2 separate regions of the Homo sapiens genome follow, and region 2 is linked to region 1. A link is a loop called in an ENCODE intact Hi-C map of the cell type or tissue named here. Cell type or tissue: endothelial cell of umbilical vein. All regions are shown on one strand. Each heading gives the region's core, and the rest is flanking DNA. Links, peaks and the distances in the headings are about the cores only.

Region 1 (5,718 bases), core at 719-5,718:
ACAATCTGTTCCCAAGCTTTACCCTCCAGCACTGCTAAGACACTTCATTTTGGCATGCACCATTTTGTAAGATACTCAAAATCCTTTTCGGGACAATAAAATATACATACCCTTGATACCTGAAGTGTGTTTCTGAGGCCCTGAAGCGTTTGCATTACTGTATTAAAAACTCACAGTTGCAGTCAGGCCCGGTGGCTCATGCCTGTAACTCCAGCACTTTGGGAGGCCAAGCCAGGCAGATCACTGGAGATCAGGAGTTCGAGACCAGCTTGGCCAAGATAGTGAAACCTGATGTCTGCTAAAAATACAAAAAATTAGCCCGGTGCGGTGGTGGGTTCCTGTAATTCCAGCTACTCAGGAGGCTGAGGCAGGAGAATCGCTTGAACCCAGGAGGCAGAGGTTGCAGTGAGCTGAGATCATGCCACTGAACTCTAGCCTGGGTGACAGAGCAAGACTCCATCTTAAAAAAAAAAAAAAACCAGCCAGGTGTGGTGGCTTATGCCTGTAATCGTAGCACTTTGGGAGGCCGAGGCAGGCTGATCACCTGAGGTCGGGAGTTCAAGACCAGCCTGACCAACATGGAGAAACTCTGTTTCTACTAAAATTACAAAATTAGCTGGGTGTGGTGGTACATGCCTGTAATCCCAACTACTCAGGAGGCTGAGGCAGGAGAATCGCTTAAACCCGGGAATCGGAGGTTGCGGTGAGCCAAGATCATGCCATTTGGGCGGCAAGAGCGAAACTCCATCTCAAAAAAAAAAAAAAAAAATCCACAACTGGCTGGGCACGGTGGCTCATGCCTGTAATTCTTGTTTCGGAGGATGCCTGTTTGGGAGGATCGCTTGGGCCCACAAGTTTGAGACCAGCCTGGGCAACATAGTGAGACCCCGCCTTTACAAAAAATTTAAAAATTAGCCAGGTACAGTGGCATGCACCTGTGGTCCCAGCTATTGAGGACACTGAAGTGGGAGGGTCACCTGAGCCCAGGAGGTTGAGGCTGCAGTGAGCCATGATTGTACCACTACACTCCAGCTTGGGTGACAGTGAGACCCTGTGTCAAAAAAAAAAAAAAATCCAAAATCTCACCCAGACCAATACTGTATCAGAATTATCATTTTAACAATATCTCCAGATGATTTATATGCACATTAAAGTTTGAGAAGCTGGCCAGGTGTGGTGGCTCACACCAGCACTTTGGGAGGCCGAGGCAGATAGGTTACTTGAGCTCAGGAATTCGAGACCAGCCTGGGCAACATGGTGAAACCTTGTCTCTATAAAAAATCCAAAAATTAGCCCGGTGTGGTGGTGGGCACCTGTGGTCCCAGCTACTCAGGAGGCTGAGGTGGGAGGATGGCCTGAACCCAGGAGGCAGAGTTTGCATTGAGCTGAGATTACACCACTGCATTCCAGCCTAGGCAGCAGAGCAAAACCCTATCTCAGAAAATAAATAGTTTGAGAAGCAATCTTTTTTTAAATGAGTGAAGAAATCAGACCTAAGGAGAAATCTGATGAAGCCAGAGCTGAGTTAATATTGATAAATGGATGCAGTCAGGTGGTCTATACTTAATTTTTGGTGAGGGGAAGGGACAGTGGAGGCAGTATTGATTTTGAGGAAGCCAAACAGGACAGCCTGATGAATTCAAGATTTCCAGCATATATACATCTTCACCAATCCCACCACCTTGCTCCAGCCTGTCATATCACTGTGTCTACATAAAAAAAAAAAACAAAAAAAAAACTCCAAGGCCAAACTCTCTGACCTTTCTTTCCTTCTAAAGACCAAGCCCTCCTCACTAGCCCCCTGCCCCTCCTTAGTTAACTGGCAAAGAGATCAAAGGGCAGGCCTTCTGACTGGTGATGCCTCAGCTGTAGCCCCCAAACTTGACTCATCCTTTTATTAGTCCAGGTACCACTTCTTCAGAAAGATGACCAGCCCTCACTGACCTTCCCCTTCCTGCTGTGCTCCAGGCCATCAAGGCATGTGTCACCCAGGCTGGAGTGCAGTGGTGCAATCTCCGCTCACTGCAACCTCCGCCTCCTGGGTTCAACCTATCCTTCCACCTCAGCTTCCCGAGTAGCTGGGTCTACAGGCGCATGCTGCCGCACCCGGCTAATTTTTGTATTTTTAGTAGAGTCTAGGTTTCACCATGTTGCCCAGGCTGGTCTCAGACTCCTGGGCTCAAGCTATCCACCCGCCTTAGCCTCCCAAAGTGCTGGGATTACAGGCCGTGAGCCACCGCACCCGGCCTTGTACTGTTACTGTTTATGGGAGGCAGTACACAGCTGGGCTTAAGGGCACAGTCCTGGAATCAGATGCAGTCAGATTTGAATCCCAGCTTCCCTTCCTGCAAGATGTGTGACTTTGGCTAATCATAGTGCTTTACTATCCAAAAGTTGGCAAGGAATGGGTGAACTAATACAGGATAAAAACGCTTGCCCTACTTCACCTGCCCCCAGCTCCCGGCTATAAACAGTAAATAGCTGAGCTGCTGCAGCACTCAGGCAGGTTGGCCAGCGCTGGGCCAGCAGGAACTGGAAGCTGGTGTGGGGCCTGGGACTTTGGACGCATTTCCAGCTTTCTCTGAACCGGGCTGGCTTCCTAGCAGATAGGGCGGGACCGTCGGGTTGAGTGACGGCCGGTGGCCCGCCCTGGGCGTGACGTTGTTCTAGTGTTGTTGCCAGCAGCTGCACGTGGTCGGCTGAGTCCGCCTCAGACTCAGAGCTGCGCTCCTCGACCTCAACGCCAGGCGGTTACTTTGCTGCTCCTCCCGCTCGCTATGTCAACGTCCACTAGCTGCCCGATTCCCGGGGGCCGGGACCAGCTGCCCGACTGCTACAGCACCACGCCGGGGGGCACGCTATACGCCACTACCCCCGGAGGTCAGCGGGCCGGGCAGGGGTCCGCAGGCTGCGGACATATTAGCGCGTGCGTGTTGTTGCGGGGCGGGGGTAGGGGAGGGACAGACCTAAGACTTGTCCGCAGGCCCCTCTACAGGTTGTAGCTTTGGGGGAGAATGTTTGGAGCGGAAGCTCAGTTCCCAAAAACTTCTAAGTGATGCAACAAGGCCATGAGCCTAGCTTCCGGGTGTTTGGGCTGTAATCCTTCACTGTGGCCTGGGTTCTTGGAGCCTTACACACGCTCCTTACCCCTCGCGACTTTGCTTCCTAGGAATAGGGGCCAGGGCCCCCTACTGAGCGTGACCTCAGCCGGAAGCACCGGGTCTTGAGAAGTGGAGTAGTTAGAACAGTTGGGGCAGTTGCTCCGTTTTTGTGCTGCTGGCTGGCGTCTGTTTGGTTGGGCGAGCAGCCTGGGATCACGAGCTGCTGGGCTCCCGACCCAGGGATTCCTGCCACGCGGAAGCGGAGGGGAGGAACAGGGCAGGACCCTTTGAGGACATTATGCGGGCCAAGTTCCTCTGAGCTAGTGTGAACCTTATAGGACCTGGGAGGGGTCAGGATTAGAACAGTACGTTTCTCCTCCCTGCAGGAGATAGCCCAGGTAACAGCACTGGGTGGAACCCTTCACAACTGCTATTTCACTTCTTGAACCACCTGAGGCTGTTAGTCTAGGTCTCACCTTCACTGGTGAGACCAAAGCAGAGGTTTCAGAGTGGTAGAGGAGCAGCATGAAGTACCTGAACTCAAAGTTTGGTGTTCCTCTTAGAGCCAAGATCTGAAGCTCTCCCAAACATAAAGCCCCTGCCTATACCAGCTGGGATGCCCCCCTTGCTTTATACCCACATCTTGGTTAGGTCTGGAAGATTTTAAGCACTATGAAGGCTTGTCTGCTGAGAACCTAGCTGGGCTTCAGAGCCGATGTCCTTTGATACACAGGGAAATTTGACACCACCCTCACCTCCAGGCCCCAAAAGGCCTGAGTCTGGGACCCCAGTCACCTCGGTACCCAAGCTCCTGACTCTTACCTCAGTCCCAACCCCTTGACAGGCACCAGGATCATCTACGACCGAAAGTTCCTGCTGGAGTGCAAGAACTCACCCATTGCCCGGACACCCCCCTGCTGCCTCCCTCAGATTCCCGGGGTCACAACTCCTCCAACAGCCCCTCTCTCCAAGCTGGAGGAGCTGAAGGAGCAGGAGACAGAGGAAGAGATACCCGGTAAGGAAAGCAGGAATTAAGAATTGTCCCAGCCTTTGAGTTCAAATGCCACTGTGACACAGTGCGGGGGTTCAGTTCCAAGAGGGGTTTCTGCACTGATGCTGAGCCTGCAGATCCTCAGACCAGCAACCTGTCTTCCTGCCTTTTCTCTCTCCAGATGACGCACAATTTGAAATGGACATCTAATCCAGTGCAGATGACCTGGCATGTGGAGTTACAGAGGGATCCCTCATGCCACTGCTGCCACCACCTCTTCCTGGGGCATCCAAAGGCCAGCTGGCCTCATCTAATCTGGAAGGGAGTGACTTGTTAGTTCCAGGCCTCCTTTAGTTCTGAGGCAGCTAGACCAGGGATAGGAGTGGGCAACTTGCCAAGCCCTTAACTCTACTTCCTCTTCAGTCTGTGGTACTCCTCCTAACCCTAAACCCTCTATGCTCAGGGGCTGGAACTGGGGAATGGAGTAAGTCACCTTCTGACTGCTTAGTAAACATTCAAAGAAATGCCTTGGCTCCAGTGTTCTCCTCAATGCTGATTTTCTCATCTCAGCCACACAGCTGAAGGCCCTGGCAGGCCTGGTTAAGCTCAGAGGCCTCAGATCATTCCCAGCTCCCACCAGGCCCACTTCCAGCAGCAATTAGAACCTGAGGCACGCTACAGTGGCAGGTTACATGAGCCTCCAAACCATAAACAGCAATAGCTTGGCCACTGCCAAGGGCTGTTCCTGTCTTCCCAGGAAGCAGCCTTCCTGGAACCAGGGCCCCCCAGCAGCCCCTCCCCTATCCATTCCAAAGCAGGACTCTTGGAAAAGAGGTGCTGTCCCAGCCTATAGCCATCCTGTCTCTCCCTGTGCCTTTTCTGCTTCCCACCTCTAAGCACCAGTTCCTCTATTCCAACACCAAAAACCTTGTACCCTTCTCACAGCATGATAGTCCACCAAGTACCTCTCTCAAAGGGTTACAAGAGACCTTAGAGTTCACACTGAAACCCAAAATGAGGCAGCAGTTTGTTTGGCAAGTCAGAGTTACAATCCCCAATCTCAGTAATCTGGTCTTTTTCTCCTTCGATTTACACAGAAAACCCCACTCAATGTGGTTCTAATCTCTGTAACAGTAGTATCTCAAGGGTGATACAGTGCAAATAGGACTGTCTTTCCTTTTGTTGAGGGAAAAGTCTCCCCGTTCTATTTGAGTCTGTTCTCATGCTGAAATGAAACCATCCAAACACAGCTGCTCCGCCCAGCACAGGATGTGCTTTCAGTCTACTTTGGGAAAAAGTGGTAGGCAGTAGTCTGACTTTACCCAGCAGATCCCTTCCTGATGAATGGAGAAGGGAGAACAGAGGTTTGCAGATACACAGGGAGCAGGGCAGTCGAGGACACCAGAGGGGACTAGCTTGGCACCGGAAGGGTTCATCTCTCCTACCCAAGGCCCACCGCAGAGATGTTTTTATTGAAATGCATGTTATGAGTAACACATGAACTCCCTCTGGCCCAGGTGGGACTTCTTCCCTCATAGGTGGGTCAGGCCCAGTGGGACAGTCTTGGTGGTGGTAAGAAGGGAGCCAAGTGACAGAAGGTCTCCAAGGCATAGGAGATGGTGTCCG
Region 2 (5,437 bases), core at 1-5,000, 180 kb before region 1:
AAAACAAAAAAACAAATTAAAACAAGAGAATAGGATAACTTTAGATAGTGATAACTTCTGTGAAAAATAAAAGAAGATAAGATGATTAAGAGTGCCAGGGGCTACTTTAGATGGGGCCTGAAGTTAAAAAGTCAATGAAGACCTTTCAGGGTGTCATGAGAGGAGGCATGAGTAATAAGAATAAACTGGTCATGAGAAAGTCTGGGGGAAGAGCATTTTAGGTGGAGGGAATAGCAAAGCAAAAGGCTTTGCAAGGGGTAGGAACAAACTTGGGCATGTTGAGGGAAGGAAAGGCGGTTAGTATAGTGGGAGCATAAAGAACAGAAGGAAATGTGATAGATAAGATTGGAATGGTAGGCCAGGTAATGGACAAAGTTACTTAGTCCCTCTGAAATTCAATTTCCCAATCTGTAAAATGAAGGCAATAATAACATTTACTTCATCTAATTGATTTGAGGATTCAATAAGATCGGCATGAAACATGTGAAAGGAAAGGCAAGGCCTGGGCAGACCTGGATGCTAGATGCTAGAGGGATCTAGGGCATCTGGGCATCCTGGGGCATCTGGGAGGTTGGCAGAGGTAAACTTTGATAACTCTCTGCTTCTTTCTACCAGTTCATTCCAATGCCTGTGCTCTATGGCATCTTCCTGTATATGGGGGTGGCAGCGCTCAGCAGCATTCAGGTGAGCCCATTAAAATCACCTAACAAAAGAAAAAAGAAGAATAAAAAGACAAACAAAAAAGAACAAAATTACCTAGCAACCCTACTCCTTTTTTCTTTTCTGCTGGCATCTCCTGCTTACACTTGCCAATTTCCCTCTTACTCTCTTTTTCCTGTCTCTCCTGGACTCAGGGACTCGGCTGCCATGCTCTCTGCCTGCTCCCAGTGCTGGGCTATGATAGCTATCAGTGACACCCTCCTATCAGGCTACCTGAGTGCCCTGCTTTCCTCTTCCTCTTGTTCCCCTAGTTCACTAATAGGGTGAAGCTGTTGTTGATGCCAGCAAAACACCAGCCAGACCTGCTACTCTTGCGGCATGTGCCTCTGACCAGGGTCCACCTCTTCACAGCCATCCAGCTTGCCTGTCTGGGGCTGCTTTGGATAATCAAGTCTACCCCTGCAGCCATCATCTTCCCCCTCATGGTAAGCTGAGGCAGGGTTGGGCTGTGTCCTGGAGGGTCTTGGGAGACTCTGAGCCTGGAAGGGTGGCCAAGGCCTCCACGAGAGGAAGAATCTCCCCTCTCACTCGCTGTGGCTCTCCCTGGTTGGGAATCCTAAGACAAAGAAAAAGATGGCAGGATGATACCTATGTATGGGCTAGTCCTGGGATACCTGATTCACCTCTTTTCCCAACCTCTTTGGAGTGATCAGCCACAGGTAAGAATATAAAACCCAGAAGAAATCTGAGGTCTTGGTAGAGGAAATGGTGACACTTTTATTACTCAGTGAGGTGATAACATAGGTGGCTTCTGGCCTTGTTCTTATTGAGGAAGTTAAGAGTCACAGGCTTTGCAGTAGAATCAATCTGCTTATATATCCCAGATGTGTGACCTCTGGGAAGTAACTAATCACTTGGGGTCTCAGTTTCCTTCCCTGTACAATGGGAATAATTTATTCTATCTACCTCATAGGAATGTGCTAGCATTCAGTGAAACTGATATACAATGCCTAGCACATAGGAAGTGCTCAATAAGTGTTACTATTGTTAATGTTCCTACTACTGTTGCTGACAGGCCTGGGCCATGTTTCTATTCCTGCAGTTGCTGGGCCTTGTGGGGGTCCGAAAGGCCCTGGAGAGGGTCTTCTCACCACAGGAACTCCTCTGGCTGGATGAGCTGATGCCAGAGGAGGAGAGAAGCATCCCTGAGAAGGGGCTGGAGCCAGAACACTCATTCAGTGGAAGTGACAGTGAAGATGTGAGCTCCAGGCTGGGTCCTCTCAGGAGAATGTGTCAGGGTTTGGGAGAGCGTTCTTGTCCAGGAGCTGTCCCTAAATAATATCTCCAGTAAGCCCGCAGATCTGATCAACAGTCACTTCCCTTATCTGTGTATGGACATAGGCAGACTGAAGGGGTGAAGGAAATCTTTCTTCATAGGACAGGGGCCCTCGATGTGGGTGGAAAGGGCTGAGGCTTCAGCTCAAGTGGGCTGTCTTTCTCAACTCTGATCTTTGTTTTGTCTCACTGTGGGTTTACCTCTATGTTGTCTTTCACTATCTGTCTTTCTATCTATTCTCAATCCATCTTGGGATCTGTCTTCCACAGTCAGAGCTGATGTATCAGCCAAAGGCTCCAGAAATCAACATTTCTGTGAATTAGCTGGAGTAGGAGTCTGGGAGTGGAGACCCCAGGAAACAGCATGAGGTGAGGGTGTGAGGGAAGTGCTCCTGATGTTGAGGATGGGAGGTGCGGGTTCAGACCTTGGAACTCTCCAGTGTGTTGGCCAGCCCTGTTTTCTCCTTACTCCAGTCCCTTAGGAATCCTAGATTGGGGGTGCTGGGGTGTAGAAGGGTCTCTTCCTAGCGAAGAGTAACTGGCAAGGGTGCCTGGGCTTGGCTCCCTGTGGTTCTGAAGTTTGGTCAGTAGAGGGAGCTCAAACTCACACCAAATGAGAAGTGGAAATGGGTGTTGTGGGGGGCGGTGCCCTGGCAAAAGAATGGGAAAGAGTGGGAAGGAAGAGGAAGGGAGGAGAAAGCCTGGTGCTCCTTTCCCTTGCTTGGAAGGCTCCCCCCTTAGGCTGCTGAGAACCACACTCCAGACTTGTGGAGGAAATCTCTATCACTTGTCCTCTCTGCCATTCCTTCATTTTATTCATCCATATATCAAGCATTTTCTGAGTACCTATCATGCAGTATCTTGGTACTAGAGATACAGTAGTGAGTAAGACAGTCATGGTCCCTGACCTCAGGAAACTTAAATCCCAGTGGGAGAGTAGACAAATAAACAGACAATTGTTAGAGTGGGATAGTGCTGATAAGGGAATAACAGGGGCCATGGGAGCAGGGCTTCTGACCTCTTCTTGGAGAATAGTAAGGTGGAGTGGTGAGAGTTGGTGAAGGTGGGGTGGTGGTGGTTGGGTGGTGGGTGTTCCATTTCTAAGAGGAAATGGTCCATAATTTGAAATCCAAATAATGAATAGAAGCTAGCCAGGTAGCTGGGCACAGCAGCACACAATTGTAGTGCCAGCTACTAGGGAGGCTGAGGCAAGAGGATTCTTTGAGCCCAGGACTTCAAGCTGTAGTGTGCAATAATCACGACTGTGAATAGCCAGTGCACTCCAGCCTGGGCAACATAGTGAGATCCTGTCTCTAAAAAAATTTTTTTTAAAAGGAGCAAGCCAGGACAAGATGGAGGGAAAATATTCTAAGGAAGGCCACAGCATGTACAAAAGCCTACAACTGGTTGCCTTTAAAAAGCTGAGCTCTCTTTTGGGGCTGGGTACAGTGGTTTACACCTGTAATCCCAGCACTTTGGGAGGCAGAGGTGGGTGGATCACTTGAGTTCAGGAGTTTGAGACCAGCCTGGCCAACATAGTGAAACTCTGTCTCTACTAAAAAATAATAAAATTAGCCGGGTGTGGTGGTGCATGCCTGTAAGAGGCTGAGGCAGGAGAATCACTTGAACCTGGGAGGTGGAGGTTCGGAAGTTGCAGTGAGCCGAGATTGTGCCACTGCACTCCAGCCTGGGCGACGGAGCGAGACTCCGTCTCAAAAAAAAAATCAAAAACAAAAATCTCTCTTTTAGGCCATAGAACACCCTCATCTTCATGCTTCTCCAAGCTCAAGAGCCTAAGAGCCAGGCCAGGCACGGTGGCTCACGCCTGTAATCCCAGCACTTTGGGAGGCCGAGGCGGGTGGATTACTTGAGGTCAGGAGTTTGAGATCAGCCTGGCCAACATGGTGAAACCCTGTCTCTACTAAAAATACAAAAATTAGCTGGGTGTGGTGGCAGACACCTGTAATCCCAGCTACTGGAGAGGAGAATTGCCTGAACCCGGGAGGCGGAGGTTGCAGTGAGCCGAGATTGCACCATTGCACTCCAGCCTGGGCGACAAGAGCAAAACTCCCTCTCAAAAAAAAAAAAAAAAAAAAAAAAAGCACCTAAGGGCCTCTGACACTTGCAATGGGAAATTTGGGGGACTGGAGACTGGAGAGAGAAAGGGGAATTCACTGGCTGGCCCCGAACAAGATCTTCTGGGCGCTCCTTATCTCTTATCACTCTTTTTGCTCTGTTCTTTGCAGTAGTATGTCCCCTGAGCACTTGCTTTGGCCTCACCATGTCTTCTATTAGTTCACAGGTGCTTACTCAGGAAGTCAGGACATTTTTGGCCTTTGGCTTAACTTCCAGATGCTCAGTCGGCTTGGGGAAGGACTGAAGGGCAGCTGCCAAGACCTCAGTTACCTCCTGACCTGAGGGTGGAGAGTGGCAGGAAGCAAGCATGTTTGCTGTGCACTTAGGAAAGGCTGGTGAGCCAGAGGGACTGATCAGGCCCCATTCACTCTCTACTCATTAAAAGGTCCTGAGCCACGAAGCGCTTCCCATTTTGAACTTTCTGTCCTCACAGATTCTGTTTGACAGAATCTAAGGGCCATCAGGGAACTCTTTTCATCTTGCAAAGAGAAAAAGCCAGTCTTTCCAGAATAAATATTCATCTGTTTGAAATAGTTTTTTACACATATAAAAATAATTTTTGGCTGGGTGTGGTGGCACATGCCTGTAGTCCTAGCACTTTGGGAGGCTGAGGTGGGTCCAGAGTAGCCTGAACAACAGAGTGAAACCTTGTTTCCACACACACACACACACACACACACACACACACACAAAAAAAAAAAAACCAAAAAAAAATTAGCTAGGTGTGGTGGTGCATGCCTGTGGTCCCAGCTACTCAGGAAGCTGAGGCAGGAGGATCGATTGCTTGAGCCTGGAGGATCACTTGAGTCTGAGAGGTCGAGGCTACAGTGAGCCATGATCATGCCACTGCACTCCAGACACAGGAACAGAGCGAGAACCTGTCTCAAATTTTTTTTTAAAAAAAGAAGCAAAAAAAGCCGGGTGTAGTGGCTCACGCCTGTAATCCCAGCACTTTGGGAGGCCGAGGTGGTTGGATCATGAGATCAGGAGTTCGAGACCAGCCTGACCAACACGGTGAAACCCCATCTCTACTAAAAATACAAAAATTAGCCAGGCGTGGTGGCACGCACTTGTAATCCCAGCTACTGAGGAGGCTGAGGCAGAAGAATCACTTGAACCAGGGAGGCGGAGGTTGCAGTGAGCCAAGATTGTGCCATTGCATTCCAGCCTGGGCAGCAGAGTGAGACTTTGTCTCAAAAAAAAAAAAAAAAAAAAAAAAAAAAAAAAAAGAAGAAGCAAGAAAAAAAATCTTGGGCTGGGCATGGTGGCTCACGCCTGTAATCCTAGCACTGTGGGAGGCCGAGGT

The links. Peaks named below come from ENCODE experiments on the same cell type or tissue, not always from the same donor. Only the 100,000 strongest peaks of a DNase experiment are listed, where the experiment ranks them.
Region 2: it touches region 1 in a loop (4-fold over the local background); 9 of 110 quality-filtered maps call a loop at or near these places.

What each region holds. Positions count from the first base shown.
Region 1 is chr5:140,544,961-140,550,678 of GRCh38, forward strand. ANKHD1-EIF4EBP3 (ANKHD1-EIF4EBP3 readthrough) reads left to right here. Exons shown (of 36, transcript NM_020690.6): 35 at 3,946-4,116; 36 at 4,274-4,616. The coding sequence ends at 4,277. It overlaps EIF4EBP3 (eukaryotic translation initiation factor 4E binding protein 3), which reads left to right and starts at 2,702. Exons shown (of 3, transcript NM_003732.3): 1 at 2,702-2,880; 2 at 3,946-4,116; 3 at 4,274-4,616. The coding sequence starts at 2,778. The coding sequence ends at 4,302. SRA1 (steroid receptor RNA activator 1) reads right to left here. Exons shown (of 5, transcript NM_001035235.4): 5 at 5,108-5,718. RefSeq lists enhancers at 1,649-2,357, 2,358-3,064, 2,825-2,914, 3,065-3,772. In endothelial cell of umbilical vein, for the core only: a CTCF peak has its summit at 2,730; DNase peaks (open chromatin) are centred at 2,661 and 4,551; H3K4me3 peaks cover 283 bases.
Region 2 is chr5:140,370,480-140,375,916 of GRCh38, forward strand. It overlaps SLC4A9 (solute carrier family 4 member 9), which reads left to right. Exons shown (of 22, transcript NM_031467.3): 18 at 616-684; 19 at 972-1,145; 20 at 1,763-1,918; 21 at 2,266-2,364; 22 at 4,348-4,662. The coding sequence ends at 2,319. It overlaps ANKHD1-DT (ANKHD1 divergent transcript), which reads right to left. Exons shown (of 2, transcript NR_186045.1): 2 at 417-703. Among named protein-coding and RNA genes, the nearest start is that of SLC4A9, 13 kb to the left of the region's middle. In endothelial cell of umbilical vein, for the core only: a CTCF peak has its summit at 2,574 (motif pointing right); a DNase peak (open chromatin) is centred at 2,652.